Regions from separate parts of the Homo sapiens genome. Here region 2 is linked to region 1. The links are chromatin contacts, found by Hi-C or POLR2A ChIA-PET in ENCODE. All regions are on one chromosome and are shown on one strand. The core of a region is the stretch at or near the end of the contact, and the rest is flanking DNA. Distances in the headings are between cores, read along the strand shown. Region 1 overlaps SLC22A23 (solute carrier family 22 member 23). Region 2 overlaps BPHL (biphenyl hydrolase like).

Region 1 (7,948 bases), core at 3,260-5,759:
GCCACTTCAAAGATTCTGTAACCCATCTCCTCCCCCAGCCACACTGTACCACAGGGTGGGCCCTATGGAGCCATATTTCTGCTATTTGGTATCAAAACTGTCCCCGAGGAGACTTGCTACTTCATTCAGGACTGAGCCAGGAAACCCAGGTTTCTAATGCATTCTCATCAAATGTACATGACCCCCAGGTGAGCAGGAGGATGGGCAGCAGGGCCAAGGCCTGAGCTGCTGCAGTCATGGGGACCACCTCGAGGCAGATGGAGTTCCCATCTAGGCCACACCAAACAGGAGAGCAGGGAGGGATGCTCTGGGTGGATGACTGTCCACCACCCGACTGGTAAGGCTGCTCCGTTTCTGAAATGGGCGTCAAGGCGAAAGCACTCCATGGCCTCCCCTCCCCAGGCAGGGCTGCTGGAGTGCTGAGAGGTGGCAGAGGCCATGGCAAAACCAGGCCCACCAGGACCACAGATAAGGAAGGGAGGAACAGGGCAGGTTGTGGAAGGAGATGTGAGAGTGCCTCTTGTCCTGCTGCTCTGACAGTGAAAACCACGTACACGGACATGTACAGACACACAGACACTCACAAACATACACACACAGACATGCACACACACACACACACACAGCCATAGACACTTACAAGCATGCACACACAGACATGCACAGACACACACACACACAGCCACAAACACAAGCACATACAGACATGCACAGACACACTCACACACAGACACAGCCACAGAAGCTCACCGGCATGCATGCACAGACACACACAGACACATATTGACCCATTCACATACACGGCCACATACACACATAGGCATACTTGCAGACACACAAATACACAGACAGAGAGAAAGAGAGCAGGTGAGCACACACCAAGCCCCGGCCATAACAAAAGGGAGAAAAGGCTCTGATCTCTGCCATTCTTGTTTTTCCATCTGAAAATGAGAAACCTGCTACTGGGACTCACCTGAATCATGGAAAATGGACTCACTTGAGTCCTTAAATCATACTCTCACAGCATATGAAAACTGCCAAGCTTCCTGGAGGTCTGAGGATAAATGGTGTCGCTTACAGGTGTTCAAAAAGCAGAGAAATGACAATTCTTTAATTAATCTGAGTGAAGGAAAAGCACATAGTGCAAACCCAGAGCCAACAGCAGTTTAGAGACGCTCCCTGGATACGCATGGACAAGCCGCGTGCCCTGCAAACACCCGGGAGAAGATCAGTCGCCCCCGTGACCTGCACCTTGCTACCAGAACCCCCAGTGGTCAGCTTGTCCCAACAGGACTTTGTTGCTGAGGAACAGGGTCAAAATATGTATGAAAATACTACAGTGATTATATTCATTTTTTGCCTGAAATTTTAAGTAAGACTTTTTACCCTGTTCTTCAGCAACGACCAGACCGTGTCAAGAGATGCAAAGTCTCACCTGTGAGTGCTCCGCCTAATCTAAAATTACATGTAAGTATTATTACTTCCCTGCTCACAGGAATAATCTGTTATTCTTGGAGATTTTGAAGGCAAGATGGCAAAGGGCCATAAAAGGCACATAACTGTGGGCCTTTACCTGGCTGCTTAAACCAAAACCTGGTTTTCCAGCATTTGAACAAAAAAAGGGAAACTCCGTCTGTGTTAGATTTCCTATACCACAGCCAGCTCCCCAATGAAGAGGTGCTGCCTGATTCTCCCAGCTGCCAATCTTGCCCTCTTCTACAGCATTTTAGTTAAAATAACTTCCTGTGTCTCAACATCTGGCTTGAGCGGTTTGGCTTCAGGCCTGAATCCCACTCAATGGGAAATGCCGTGACCCTCATGCTGGGATTCACGATGTCACCTGCTTGATTGAGGTGTTCATTATGCTTTACAAAATCACATGTATAAGACTATTAGGAAAACAGTTCAGCTGCAAATCACAAGACTAGGGCTACTGGAATTTTTGCTCCCAAATCACTAGATCAGTCAACCACTGCCTTTCCAGGTAAAGGGCTGTGCTCGCCTCGTCCCATTACCGAAGCTGTGATGTGGCTCTTCTGCCCTGTGCACTGCCACCCAAATGTACTCACGTGATTTCTGGCTTCCAGGGCTGCTGTTCCCAAGAGCTCCCTCCTCAGGAAGCCACACCATTCCCCCACCTTCTTAGTAGAGGCAGACTCTCCCTTCTACCACCAGTGTTTCCCAGGACCCCAGTTCTGGCCCAGAGCATGACAGCATCGAGGAAGCCTCATGCAGAGGCTCCTTACAGATCCCAGACTACCAACTTTTCCAGGTCTCCTATGCGTGGGCTGCTTTACTTTCTCTAAGAAGGCACAAGGAAAAATGCTGGTCCTTGGGTCGGTTGACTGAATCCTTTGATGTGACAGGTAGCTAAGCCACTTATCTGGACCCATAAACCTCCTTGGCAGGCCTGATTGGATTGTGGAAATTTCGATGGTGATCACATGTGTTTTCTCCTTAGAGTTGGCATGGCCAAGACAAGAGCCACATGCAACTTCTAAGCAAAACACACACACAGGCTCACACAAACACATAGCATGGTGCACTCCCAACGGAGAGGCAGTCAGGGCATTGGATGGGCAAAGACACTCCTTTCAGGACCCTTCAAAGGTAAATTCAACAGGAAGTGCACATTTACGGAGGAGCAAGTGACTAAAGGCACTCACAGACTTTTCCTTCTCTTGACTTGTGTACCTTTACATCTTTACATGAGGTGGGTTGGGTAAACAAAAGAAAATCTCAAGAAGATTCAGATTCTCTTTCCATGTCCCTGCTGCATTTAATAAGTTCCTCGATTGTAGTGACCACTGTACTGTGGTCAGATCCATCGATATAGCAGAGACTCTGTGCCTCAAAGGCAAGGCAATGTCTTTCCATCCTCAAGAGACCCAGCATCCAGCAGGCACTCAAGAAAGGATGGGTGAACCATTTATTAGTGGGTAAAGCAATGGATGAACTGAAACACAGTCTGTTTTTAGTTGATGTCCCAGTAAGAGTGTTAGGGGGAAGTCAAGGTGTTGGAGGGGTTGCTCTAGATTTCAATGATCCACACCATCTCTAATTTCTTACTAATTAATCAAATAGTGAATGTCTAACAAATGGGGAAGGTACTATGCTGGGCCAAGTAGCCATGTAATGGGTTTCTGAATCTCATAATTCAACATCATCTTCTTCAACTGACACTTGTCTTTCCAGGTCAATTAAGCAGGCAGCCTCATTAGTTCATGGGTAGACAACACGCAGAACAGACAAAGCAGGACCTGAGGGCCAGAGGGTGACAGTATCTAACTCTGCCCCTAAAAGCACAAGGCATTTGGACAATTTGTGCTACACTCTTTCCTTTAAACAGGCAACAGGAAAAACAATAAAAGATATTCCTACTACCGAGTTTATAAAAACACAAACAAAAAAAACCAGCGCCTCTCCACATGGCAGTATTCAAATCCTTATCTTTGGGCTCCTACCCTCTATCTGCTTGGAAACAGCTCCCTGTCTTTGTGGCCGCCACCCTCCCCAGCTAAAAAAAAAAAAGTCTCCCTCCAAATACTATCCAGTAGCTCTTCAAATAAAATGGGATGAATAGAGAGGCCTTGATAACCACCAGTTTTCTCATCTTCAAACTGGAAATCAGAAATAATATCAGTAAAGACATCGACTTATTAGGTACAGTGAGAAGCCTTTGAACTTAAAAGACGGGAGGAAGACAAGCATGCTGCTCGTGGGTTCGTCACACCCTGTTCTATGCAACAAAGCAACCCTCCCTGGGTCGAGAAAAAAAATCTCCATGATGATCTCTTAGAAATATAAATGTATTTATAGATAGATATTTTCCCTCTTACCATGTGTATAAGAGAACAGGACGTTGCTGGGCAGAGGGAAGTTATTGTGTGAAGGCCAAGGTCATAACAAGGTTACCGTTCTCATGAGTCTGGGCTAGGTCTGGGCCCTCCCGCCCCGCTCCCTGTATCAGCCCCACTCCCAGGCTCCAGAGCTAGGCCACTTGATGCCTGGTCAGTCCTTTCTGTGCCTTCCCAAATTTACTCTCAATTTCTGGCTCATCTACTATTCTCATTTGCTATTTCTTAAGTTCTGGGCCACGGGAGCCCAAGGTCTCACTCAGCCCTGCACAAACCCCAGCTCTCAAAGCCGGCGTCGCTCTCACTCATTCCCTGTCTCCGCATCGACACGGAGGAGCCACTGGATATAACGCTGAGGTATTAAAAAAAGAAGGAAGTTCAGAAAAACAAACACAGTACGACAGCATTTGTAGGAAGTTTTTTTTTAAAGGCAAAACTGTACAACGCAGTGTTCTAGATGTGGGAAAACCTAACGAAACTCATGAGGATGAAAAACAGCAAACGGGGTGGGGAGACTTGTGGACAGGGGAGGGGGAGGAGGCGGGGGGCGCGGGAGGGGGAGGAGGCGGGAGGAGGCGGGGGTGGGTGGAGGCGGGAGGGTGGGACTTATTAATGAGGCTTGTTTCCGAGTCCGGGTAGCAGATACACGTGACATCAGAAACATCTCATAATCACGAAAGAAATCGAAGCACGCGTGCTCTCTCGGGAGGGCCCTCCTTCTGCGTGCCAGCCCTTGGGATCTGGACTTCTGGCTCCTGGAAACATTCAAAAGGAAACCGGTGGGCCATGGAACCGCTGACAGGATTGGATGGTAAAACAGTGTCTTAGATCCACCCTCGGTGCCTACAAGGGTAACAGGCCACACCCCCATCTCAGAGATGGCAGCGACCTCATCCAAGGGGCAGGGGAAGCCTCAGAGGAGTGATTTTAGCAGCCTCTCACTTCCTCATTTGCCTGTGAAAATAAAGCTGACCCTAAACTTACCGGCTCTGCACTACCCTCCCGCTGGCTGCTTCATTGTCCTGGGCAAATCTTCAGCCCCAGAGACAGTAGTGTTTATTTTAGAACCAAACCCGCTGGCCAGGACACCATCCACGTGAAACATTTCTTCCTAAGCCTGAAGCTTTGTTGTAACCCTGTTGTCTTCCTCCTTATTGGCTCAGCAGTGAGATGGGCTGGCTTGAACCTCCAGGTCTTGAAACCTGCCCAAGATACCAACAACCACCTGTAATAAGGTGCAGGATCCCGCTCAAGCCCTTCAGAGCATCTGTGGATGTGTTACCTCATATGCCCTCACCAAATCCTATAAATAAGAATATCAAGTAGTATCCCCATTTCCAAGATGGGAAATGGCCCCTTCAAAGGTCAGGTCACCGACACTGTGATGCAGGTGGTGTCTCTAGGAGAGGCGCAGGCTTCTAGATCCCAACTGTCGTGGTTTGTTCTAAAGGCTGCAGCAGCCTGGACCATAAAGACAATTTTAAAGCAGTAAACCTAGCAATACAGCCTGGAAGAGAAAACCAAAACAGAGCCAAAAAAAAAAAAAAAAAAAAAAAAAAAACCCAAAACAAGGCAGGCACTGTAATGAAATGCTCACATTTACTCCAGTGCCCACATCTGCATTCCCAGAGTCTCAGAAATCCAGCAGGATTCCAATGCCATGGAAATATGTATCATTGTTTTTGCCAAACAAACTCCCTTACCTTAAGCAAAGGTCAAGTACACTGTAAAACTCCCAGTGCAAACAACCAGCTGGAGGACTTATCCCAGCCTCTGTAAAGTCTTTGCTAATAATTATCCAGACAGCTTTCCTAATTTTTATTTTTAAATGGGGTTGTGGCTCAGCAATAGTGTAAGGATTAATCGCCTTATCAATTAGCATGAGGAAAGGACTGCAAATACAAAGTAGGTGTGTTCTTCCTGGCTTTCTACCTGCTCAATTAGGCTCAGGTCTTAAATGATTTCCAAAATTGGACTACATCTACTGTGTTTACTTCATTCTAAATATCAAAAAGATATCTAAAAGCTTATCATAAAAAAATTTAGAATTTCCCTTTTTGGTTACCAGCCTAAAAGCTCCTTAGTTTAGGGACTGTGTTCTTATTCAACAAGCCATGCCCAGCTCCTGGTTCACAGAACACACTGAATAATGACAAATAATGGAAAACAGAAGGCGGCTGTGTATAATGAATGCATTTCATTCACTTATTCAGCAAGGAGGATGAGGTAGCACCATGCCAGGGGAGATGCCGAGATGAAGCCACACCACCGGCCTCAAGGGGCTCACAGTCTGATGAAGAGACACGTGCCTATAAGACACAGATGGGGTTCTGTGCTACAGGAATGCAAAGAAAGGGACGAGGCCTGGGGAAGACTTCACCAAAGAAGCAGCATTTGAATCTTCCCTTAAGGGAAAAGGAAGTAGGACTGTCCTGCCATGTGGGTGAGGGGAAGGGAAGAGGCCTGGGAGGAGAGTTTTCAGAGAGGCAACCAGCTCTTGCAAAGGCGGCCAGTGCAGAAGAGGCTAGACAGGTTAGGTTCTCAGTATCAAAGTCCCCAGGATGGAGAGAAATTGGAACCTTTAAACACTGTTGGTAGGGATGCAAAAATGGTGCAGCCATTATGGAAAACAGTATGGCAGTTCCTCAAAAAACTAAAACTAGAACTGCCATATGATCCAGTGATTCTACTTCCAGGTACTTATCCAAAAGAATTGAAATTAGGATCTCAAAGCACTTGACGTGAGCGCTCCCACGTTCACTGCAGTGTTATCCACAACAGCCAAGATATGGAAACAACGCAGAGGTCCACTGATAGGTGAAGGGACACACGAAACACAGTGAAAAATACAATAGAATATGATTCCGCTTAAGAACGAATGAAATTCTGACACGTACGACACGTGGATGAACTTGGAGGAATTATGTTAAGTGAAATAAGCCAGTCACAGAAGGACAAATACTACATGATTCCACTTACATGAGGCATGTAAAAATAGGCAAATTCAGAAAATCAAAGAGTGGGCTGATGGTTGCCGGGGGTAGAGGGAGGGAGACATGGGGAGTTGCTCGTCAACTAGCATCAGCTTTCAGGCAGGCGAGATGAATAAGCTCTGGAACTCTGCTGCACACATTGTGTCTATAGTTCACGATACTGTGCTGTACACTGAAAAAACCTGTTAAGAGGGTGGGTCTCATGTTAGATGTTCTTACCACAAATAAAATTAAAAAATAAAATAAAAAAGGCCCCAGGAGAGTTTCTGTTTCATCAACCCAAGGAAAACACCGGAAGGAGTCACAGCTCCAGTGAGGAAGAAGTGAGAAGGGATCTGCCATCGGGGGCTGGAGGGATGGTGGGAACCTTTGCCATTTCAAAGGGAAGCCCTGGCTCCCCTCGGGCACAGCATCCTGGGTGGGGTCTGCACCCCGAGCTGCCACCCATTGCATTTCCATGTCAGCGCCATGTCAGGTGCGCTGTGCCGATGTCTAATCAAGTCTCAGTCATTCAGGATGAAGAGAGAATAGGGAATTCAAAATACATAACTGCAAAAATGAAAGCTCCTTTATTAATTTAGTGCAATACAGAGACGTCCCAGAACAACACGGGCTGCATCCAGAATCACAGATCATTTCAACTAAGAAAAAGATGGGCACCGAGAAGGAGAGCGAGGAACATGCCAGCTGAGACTCATTTCATTCTAGGACAGTACTAGAATGAGCATCTCACTGGGAATTCACCGCCCTCAGGCAGATAACAGATGCTGCTAAGCTATGCTAGCTGGTGTTGCCACGTTTATTCTTCATCACTGAGTGGTTCTCCTTAGGTCACACATATAACTATCCATCTGAGTGCAAGTTTAAAACAAAACAAAAACTGAAGAGGACATACAGATGGCCAAGAAGCACATGGAAAGATGCTCAACGTCACTGTCATCGGGGAAATGTACATCACAGCGACAATGTGGTAGCCCTTCACATCCATCAGGATGGTAGCTGCTGTCAAACAAACAGGAAATAACAAGTGCTGACAAGAATGTGGGGAAACTGGAACCCTGGTGCACCAGTACATTCCTGGTGGGAATGTACAACGGT
Region 2 (7,948 bases), core at 1-2,500, 220 kb before region 1:
GCACCACCACACAGGCACATTTTTTTTGTATTTTAGTAGAGACAGGGTTTCACCATGTTGGCCAGGATGGCCTTGATCTCCTGACCTCGTGATCCGCCCACCTTGGCCCTCCCAATTGCTGGGATTACAGGCCTGAGACACCATGCCCAGCCTCCTATTCTTTATCTGAAAAATTAACAAGATTTCCAGTTAAAGTAAGAATTGACATCTTTAAGAGAAATTCTGAATTATAGTTTATTTTCATACAGCTGTTTATGTTTATAATCTCATTTTTTTTTAATTACTGAGAAAATAGAGTAGCTAAGATCTAATCTTGGAGTGCATTGTTACAAAATGGTTGTGATTGAAGGACCAATTTGATCCATTAGGTAATCATTTCCTGCATGAATCATCTGCCAAAACTTTCACAATGAAAAGGACATTTGGAAATGTTACTCTTCTGGTTTGAGTTGAAAACAGCAAATATATCAAATGTATGCCTTATAATGTTTCTGTTCAGATGCAGCATCCACCCATGGAGACAGGCCCTGGAAATCTCTGCTCTTAAAACAAAAAAATGCCATGAAACGATGTTTGAGACAGTTCTCCATTAAAGAGGGCACATTTGTAAAATGTAAACTTGGATGTTTTGTTGAAGAGAGTAGTGAAAAGACAGGAAGATTTAAAGGTGGAAATAGGGTTAAATCAGCAATTCAAAAATACGTTCATGATACAGAGGCTGTAGCAGTGTATAAACTGTCTCACAGCGAGGGCCTTCGTGATGCGTCCCCCTTCTGTGCTGACTCATTTGGTAGGAGCCCTCTTTTCCGACTGTCCTCTCAGGTTTATGGATGCTTGGTATAGTGTAGGGATTCATTGCATTGCACGGCTCTGGAGTGCGATGGCCCTGAGTGTGAGTTCTGCCTGTGTCCCCGGCTTGCTGTTAGAATGGATCTGGGCAGGTAACTTAGCTTCTTGAAGCTTCGGTTTCCTATCTGTGACCTCGAAAAGCTGTTGTTGTGGGGATTAAATGAGGTATTATCTATTCAGCTTTGGTGCAGGATCAAAGACAGAGTAAGTGTCTAGTGAAAGGTTGGTATTACTGTTATTACAGAAGTCCTTAATGAACAAACATTTTTATATGCTGAATGAGTTAAAACATGTAACTACTGTGTTTAACAGATGTGAAATTGTTTAAACAGTTGCTGGCACCAAGTGAGCACTCAGGCATGTTGACTTTGATCATCACGTGATGATGCAGCTGGCCGGTGTGTGTCATCTCGGGACAGGAGAGGGAAGTGTCAGAGACCTGGAGAAGTATTTCCCTAGTCAGCAGGTCCGCTTCTCACTTAGCAGGCAGTGACTTCCCACTGAAGAGGAGGGAAAGGCCTGGGGCCCGTGCAGGGCGGGGGAGCACTGCCCCGTCGGGGCAGCTCCCAGCCTTCTCAGAGCTGCAGTGCCTTCCTCTTGACACACACGGAGAGGGAATGGAGAAGGAAAGAGCTAGCTTAGGGATGCCAGGAACCGCAGACGCAACTCTCTTTTTAGCCCCACAACAGCCCCGGGGAACTGTGATTGTTCCTGTTTGTGGCTGAAGCTCCCAGTGGTTAAGGAGCCACCACAGCCTCACAGAGGCAGGAAACTGCAGTACAGGGACTAGGGCCCAGGCTGTCCATCATTGCCTCAGGAAAGTTCTCATAAATGGGGGTAAGTCCTTACAGTCTCTCCAAAGTATGTTAGTCAGGAGTGTCACAGATGCATCAGCGATAAGGAGAAGCTGCTTTACCGTGCGCAAGTTGTATAATTAATTCCTTGTGAGGTTCATATGCTTTGAGGGCTGGCCGGGGCCCCTACACTCATCTGAAACGTGATTTCCAGGGAAAAGCTCTACAGGTGTCAAGCACCTACCACTGTTTTCACGGTGGGAACCGCCACTGTGGAATATAGTGGTGGGGTGTTTATTTGATTTTCCTACTATTTTATGCGAATTTAAATCAGGCTGCTTATTTACTAGTAGAACTCAGAAACAGGCAAACAAACAAGAAACAGAGAGAAACAGAAAAGGGAACCCAAAGAATGTTAGAGCTGGAAGGAATCCCAGGCACGGTCAAATCCAAAACACAGTTTTTACGGATAGGGAAACTGAGGGCCAAGGAGGGGCAGGGCTCGCCGAGTTTCGCCTCCTCTGACCGCGTAGAATGGTTGCACTAAAGCAGATTCCTCGTGCTGTGTATCCGTCAGGTAACATCTGCCGGCACCTGCTGCCCCGGGTCCAGTGCCCCGCCTTGATTGTGCACGGTGAGAAGGATCCTCTGGTCCCACGGTTTCATGCCGACTTCATTCATAAGCACGTGAAAGGCTCACGGTAAGTCCTGTCACCGCCTTCACACTCCCCCCGAGAGCCTCGGAGTCAATGGGCAAAGCTACTGGAAGGAAAATAACCAAGAGGAGTTGGAGTTTTAGAGTGCACAGCCCCCCTTTTGCCAATGCCAGTCAGTAGCACCGCTTTATTTAGGGTACCACGGAAGAGAGAAGCCCTGAACTGTGGGTGACTGATAACCAGAAGGAAAGGCATGTTCAGATAGACAGCTCTTACTTTCATGAGTGGCAAACATGCTCATAGGTGCTAAGCCCTGTCACTTGGTAATAGTTTAGATTTATTTCCATCAGTATTAACCGAAACAGTTTCACACAATTTGGGAATTTTCAGTTTAGTTTTTTATCATTATAAAAGCACTGACCACCCAATTTAAAAAAATCTGTTAAACCAAATTTCTGATGTCTGCTGACAGCCAGCCCTACTCAGCACAGTTAATGGTAGTGTTCCCTGTCCCTAAAGCCCCCAGGCCAGCAGGGAAAGCAGGCACAGAAACAGCTCCACTGCTCCCTTCTCGCTCTGTTCTATGATGTATTTAACAACAGATTTCTCAGAGAATTTTTAAAGGAGGAAAAAAAGTTTCTTTTCTATAATAAAATACAATTACCATAAACCTTTATAATTACTATATCCATAATGGATAGTGCTATATCCATTTAGCATTTTTTAAGTTAACAGGCATCTCTTTATTCCACACATTCCTCCTATACCACTTCAACCATGAATCAAAAATACACATGAGCCTGTATAACAAATAATTCATTTGGTAAGAGCATAGAGTCAGTGAAGAGCAAAGGTGGGAGTTAGGCAGGATTATACTGCGGGTGGACAAAGAGGTTTAATGAGGGAGTTGGTTTTTTTTTGGAGTCGGAGTCTCGCACTGTCACCTGGGCTGGAGTGCAGTGGCACGATCTCGGCTAACTGCAACCTCCGCCTCCCAGGTTCAAGCGATTCTCCCACCTCAGTCTCCCAAATAGGTGGGATTACAGGTGTGCGCCACCACGCCCAGCTAATTTTTTGTATTTTCAGTAGAGACGGGTTTCACAATGTTAGCCAGGCTAGTCTCAAACTCCTGACCTCGTGATCCGCCTGCCTTGGCCTCCCAAAGTGCTGGGATTACAGGCATGAGCCACCACTCCCAGCTTGGAGTTTTTAAATTGATTTAGTAGGGGCTGGGCACAGTGGCTCACACCTGTAATTGCAGCACTTTGGGAGGCTGAGGCAGGCGGTTCACTTGAGGCCAGGAGTTCAAGACCAGCCTAGCCAACATGGCGAAACCCCATCTGTACTAAAAATACAAAAATTAGCCGGGCATGGTGGCGGGTGCCTGTAACCCCAGCTACTCAGGAAGCTGAGTCAGGAGAATCGCTTGAACCTGGGAGGCGGAGGTTGCAGTGAGCCAAGATTATGCCACTACACTCCAGCTGGGTGACAGAGTGAGACTCCGTCTCAGAAATAAATAAATAAGTATAAATTTATTTAGTAGCGAATAAAAGGTATTTTCAAACTAGACTTTATAAAATTATAATACTAAGTTATGGTCATGGTACAAAATTCCAGTAGTATACTTTCTTATTAATCCTTGCAAAAGTTTTTTTTGTTTGTTTTTTTTTTGAGGCACAGTTTCACTCTTGTTGCCCAAGCTGAAGTGCAATGGCGCGATCTCGGCTCACTGCAACCTCTGCCTCCTGGGTTCAAGTGATTCTCCTGCCTCAGCCTCCTGAGTAGCTGGGATTACAGGCACCCGCCACCACGCCCAGCTAATTTTTGCATTTTTAGTAGAGACGGGGTTTCACTGTGTTAGCCAGGATGGTCTCGATCTCTTGACCTTGTGATCCACCCACCTTGGCCTCCCAAAGTGCTGGGATTACAGGCATGAACCACCATGCCCGGCCTGCAAAAGTTTTTTATACAATCTCAGTTTTTGTGCTTTTGATTGTATACGTTTGCAGTGTACAAAGTGATATCTCCATATAGCACTTAATATTTTAAAAGGTATTTTATATATAGTATCTAGTTATAGTTTATGACATATTTATGAAAAATATTATCCATTTTACAGATGAGAAATCATGGCTGAGAGATGTTAAGCAATCTTTCAAGGTTGTATAGCTAGTAAATAATTAATCTTAGATTTTTCTCCTAATATGGTGCTTTTCCACCATAGCACAGCTGCCACTTATCTCTTAATATGTATGATGGTAACATGCCTAGAATAAGATACCAGGTGACCTGGTTAATTGTCTTCCAGCTTCAGAAATGACAGGTTTTGCACAGTGACACACATAGTAAATGTGTTATGTGCCCTTAAAGAGCCAGGTTCAATTAAAGTCAGTCTACAAGAAAGTTTAATTTAGGAATTAAAGTTTAATTTAGGCCCATCTCCTAGCAACACAGTACATCAGTATAGGAGAAAAACACCCTTACAGGCTCACACCTGTAATCCCAGCACTTTGGGAGGCCGAGGTGGGCAGATCACTTGAGGTCAGGAGTTCAAGACCAGCCTGGCCATCATGGTGAAACCTCGTCTCTACTAGAAATACAAAAATTAGCCAGACATGGTCGTGGGCACCCGTAATCCCAGCTACTCAAGATGCTGAGGCAGAGAATCACTTGAACCTGGGAGGCAGAGGTTGCAGCGAGCCAAGATCACGCCACTGCACTCCAGCCCGGGCAACAAGAGCCGAAACCCTCTCTGAAAAACAAACAAACAAACAAAAAAACACTTAAAGGCACAGACTATCCCTTCCCAGATTTTTACCAAGAAATACAGATTATGTGTGAAGCAAACACCAAACTGCCTTTCTTGCCTCAGAAGGAGGCTGAACAAAGGGTGGAGTTGCTCAGCAGGTCTGCTTCCAGCTTATGTTAATTTGTCTCTTTCTCTCTTCTCTCTTTGTGGTAGAAGAAAAATAAGAATCGCTTATTTTTATTTTAAGCAAAGAGGCCTTAGAGATCATTCAAGCTCAGTGATTTTAAAATGTGTTTTTAGTCGGTTGAAGCCCTTCCTCTAACAAGCACTTGTGCTGCAGTCTGAGATACGAAACACACTATGAGAGCTGCTCAGACGACAGCAGTGATGGGGAGCAGGCTTTGCCTTTCTGCCTCCCGTGTCCACATTTCCTCCTATAAGTACAGCGGTCGTAATAGATTAGGACCTACTCATATGACTTCATTTCAAATCAATTACCTCTTTAAACACTCTACCCAAAGGAGGTCACACTCTGAGATGCTGGGGGTCAGGATCTAAGCATATCAATATGAGGGGTGCAATTCAGCCCATCACAGTGCTTCTGAGGAGGTGCTCCGATCTCAGGAGCCAGAGGCCCGGTTCTGGGTTTCAGACTCGACTGCAAACGATGAGTCCCTCGCCTCTCGCCTGCGGCCCTTCTCCACCCCTCAGCTCCTGCCTTTGCCTGCCTGGGTGTGTGCCCACCCCTTAGGCCAGGACTCAGGCGGCTCCTCAGCGAGGCTTCCTCGCCTCTGCATGCGCCTCCAGTTGCTCGCTCACCTATCTGAGGTCATGTGGCTCCTTATACCTTTTTTCTTCCTCTTTTTTTGTTTTTGAGACAGAGTCTCGCTGTTGCCCAGGCTGGAGTGCAGTGGCGCGATCTTGGCTCACTGCAGGCTCTGCCTCCTGGGTTCCTGCCATTCTCCTGCCTCAGCCTCCCGAGTAGCTGGGACTACAGGCGCCCACCACCACGCCCGGCTAATTTTTTGTATTTTTAGTGGAGACGGGGTTTCACGGCGTTAGCCAGGATGGTCTCAATCTCCTGACCTCGTGATGCACCCGCCTCGGCCTCCCAAAGTGCTGGGATTACAGGCATAAGCCACTGCACTTGGCCTTCTTCTTTTTTTTTTTTTTTTTTGTTTTTTTTTTTAAGAGACAGGGCTTGCACTGTCATCCAGGCTGGAGTGCAGTGGTGTGATCACGGCTCATTGCAGCCTTGAACTCCTGGACTCAAGTGATCCTCCCACCTCAGCCTCCCAAGTAGCTCAGACATAGGCACGTACCACCACTCCTAGCTAATTTTTTGTGTATGTATTTTGTGTAGAGAAAGGGCCTTGCCGTGTTGTCCAGGCTGGTCTTGAACTCCTGGGCTCAAGCAATCCTCCTGCCTTGGCCTCCCAAAGTGCCGGGATTACAGGTGTGAGCCACTGCACCCAGCCTCTTTATTCATATCTCTAACAGCTGCTAACGTGAATGCAATTCTTCCCATGTTGAACACTCCACCGCCTATCCCAGGATGTGGTCTAGAGCATCTGAACATGCTCAGTGCATGTTGAAAGAGAGAGAGGGAGAGCAAGAGGTGCACAGAGGGCCATGTCTCTGTGGATGGGCTGGGGTCACCAGTGCAGGACCAGCCGCGTATTCTGAGCCCAGGCCTGAGGGCCAGACCCGGTGGGAAAGTCCATGTGGCACAGAGTTGGCATCTTAAGTTCGTGTCAACTAAAGGGGAGGGAGAGGGGTTAAGAGCACCAGCAGGGGACTCAGACCTCGGTTGGAGTGCTGGTTTGGGTTTGAATGCTGGTGTGGGTTGGAGTGCTGGTGTGGGTTGCAGTGCTGGTTTGGGTTGGAGTGCTGGTTTGGGTTTGAGTTCTGGTGTGGGTCGGAGTGCTGGTTTGGGTCGAGTGCTGGTTCAGGGTGGAGTGCTGGTTCGGGGTGGAGTGCTGGTTCGGGGTGGAGTGCTGGTTCGGGTCCGAGTGCTGGTTCGGGTGGAGTGCTGGTTCGGGGTGGAGTGCTGGTGTGGGTTGGAGTGCTGGTTCGGGTCCGAGTGCTGGTTCGGGGTGGAGTGCTGGTTCGGGGTGGAGTGCTGGTTCGGGGTGGAGTGCTGGTGTGGGTTGGAGTGCTGGTTCGGGGTGGAGTGCTGGTTCGGGTCCGAGTGCTGGTTCGGGTGGAGTGCTGGTTCAGGGTGGAGCGCTGGTTCGGGGTGGAGTGCTGGTTTGGGTTTGAATGCTGATTCGGGGTGGAGTGCTGGTTCGGGGTGGAGTGCTGGTTCAGGGTGGAGTGCTGGTTCCGGTTGGAGTGCTGGTGTGGGTTGGAGTGCTGGTGTGGGTCGGAGTGCTGGTTTGGGTCGGAGTGCTGGTTTGGGTCGAGTGCTGGTTCGGGTTGGAGTGCTGGTTCGGGGTGGAGTGCTGGTTTGGGTCGGAGTGCTGGTTTGGGTCGAGTGCTGGTTCAGGTTGGAGTGCTGGTTCCAGCTGGAGTGCTGGTTTGGGTCGAGTGCTGGTTTGGGTCGAGTGCTGGTTCAGGTTGGAGTGCTGGTTCCGGCTAGAGTGCTGGTTTGGGTCGAGTGCTGGTTTGGGTCGAGTGCTGGTTCAGGTTGGAGTGCTGGTTCCGGCTGGAGTGCTGGTTTGGGTCGGAGTGCTGGTTTGGGTCGAGTGCTGGTTTGGGTTGGAGTGCTGGTTCGGGTTGGAGTGCTGGTTCCAGCTGGAGTGCTGGTTTGGGTCGGAGTGCTGGTTTGGGTCGAGTGCTGGTTCGGGGTGGAGTGCTGGTTCGGGTCCGAGTGCTGGTTCGGGTGGAGTGCTGGTTCGGGTTGGAGTGCTGGTTCGGGGTGGAGTGCTGATGTGGGTTGGAGTGCTGGTTCCGGTTGG

What was found. Hi-C counts contacts between places; a loop is a spot of excess contacts on that map. ChIA-PET counts read pairs that join two places held with the same protein, here RNA polymerase II (POLR2A). Pooled maps may share reads with other maps.
Region 2: a loop to region 1 is called in a pooled map, with 2.4 times the contacts of the local background. The contact joins two enhancer-like sites. A Hi-C loop is called at or near these places in 3 of 168 maps with a recorded cell type or tissue (OCI-LY7, ascending aorta and naive thymus-derived CD4-positive, alpha-beta T cell), 1 of 37 single-sample maps with no recorded cell type and 12 of 50 pooled maps. POLR2A ChIA-PET finds 5 or more read pairs at or near these places in 1 of 52 experiments (AG04450).

Annotation. Positions count from the first base shown.
Region 1 is chr6:3,351,667-3,359,614 of GRCh38, forward strand. The region is part of intron 3 of SLC22A23 (solute carrier family 22 member 23); the gene reads right to left. Among named protein-coding and RNA genes, the nearest start is that of PSMG4, 97 kb to the left of the region's middle. RefSeq lists enhancers at 1-357, 4,477-5,367. Within about 2 kb of position 4,510, at least 35 of the 41 ENCODE cell types and tissues checked have a DNase peak (open chromatin) inside an H3K27ac peak, as active enhancers do; they include OCI-LY7, where a contact is called at or near this core.
Region 2 is chr6:3,138,166-3,146,113 of GRCh38, forward strand. It overlaps BPHL (biphenyl hydrolase like), which reads left to right. Exons shown (of 7, transcript NM_004332.4): 6 at 2,221-2,344. Among named protein-coding and RNA genes, the nearest start is that of TUBB2A, 15 kb to the right of the region's middle. RefSeq lists an enhancer at 1,179-1,258. Within about 2 kb of position 1,251, at least 16 of the 41 ENCODE cell types and tissues checked have a DNase peak (open chromatin) inside an H3K27ac peak, as active enhancers do; they include OCI-LY7, where a contact is called at or near this core.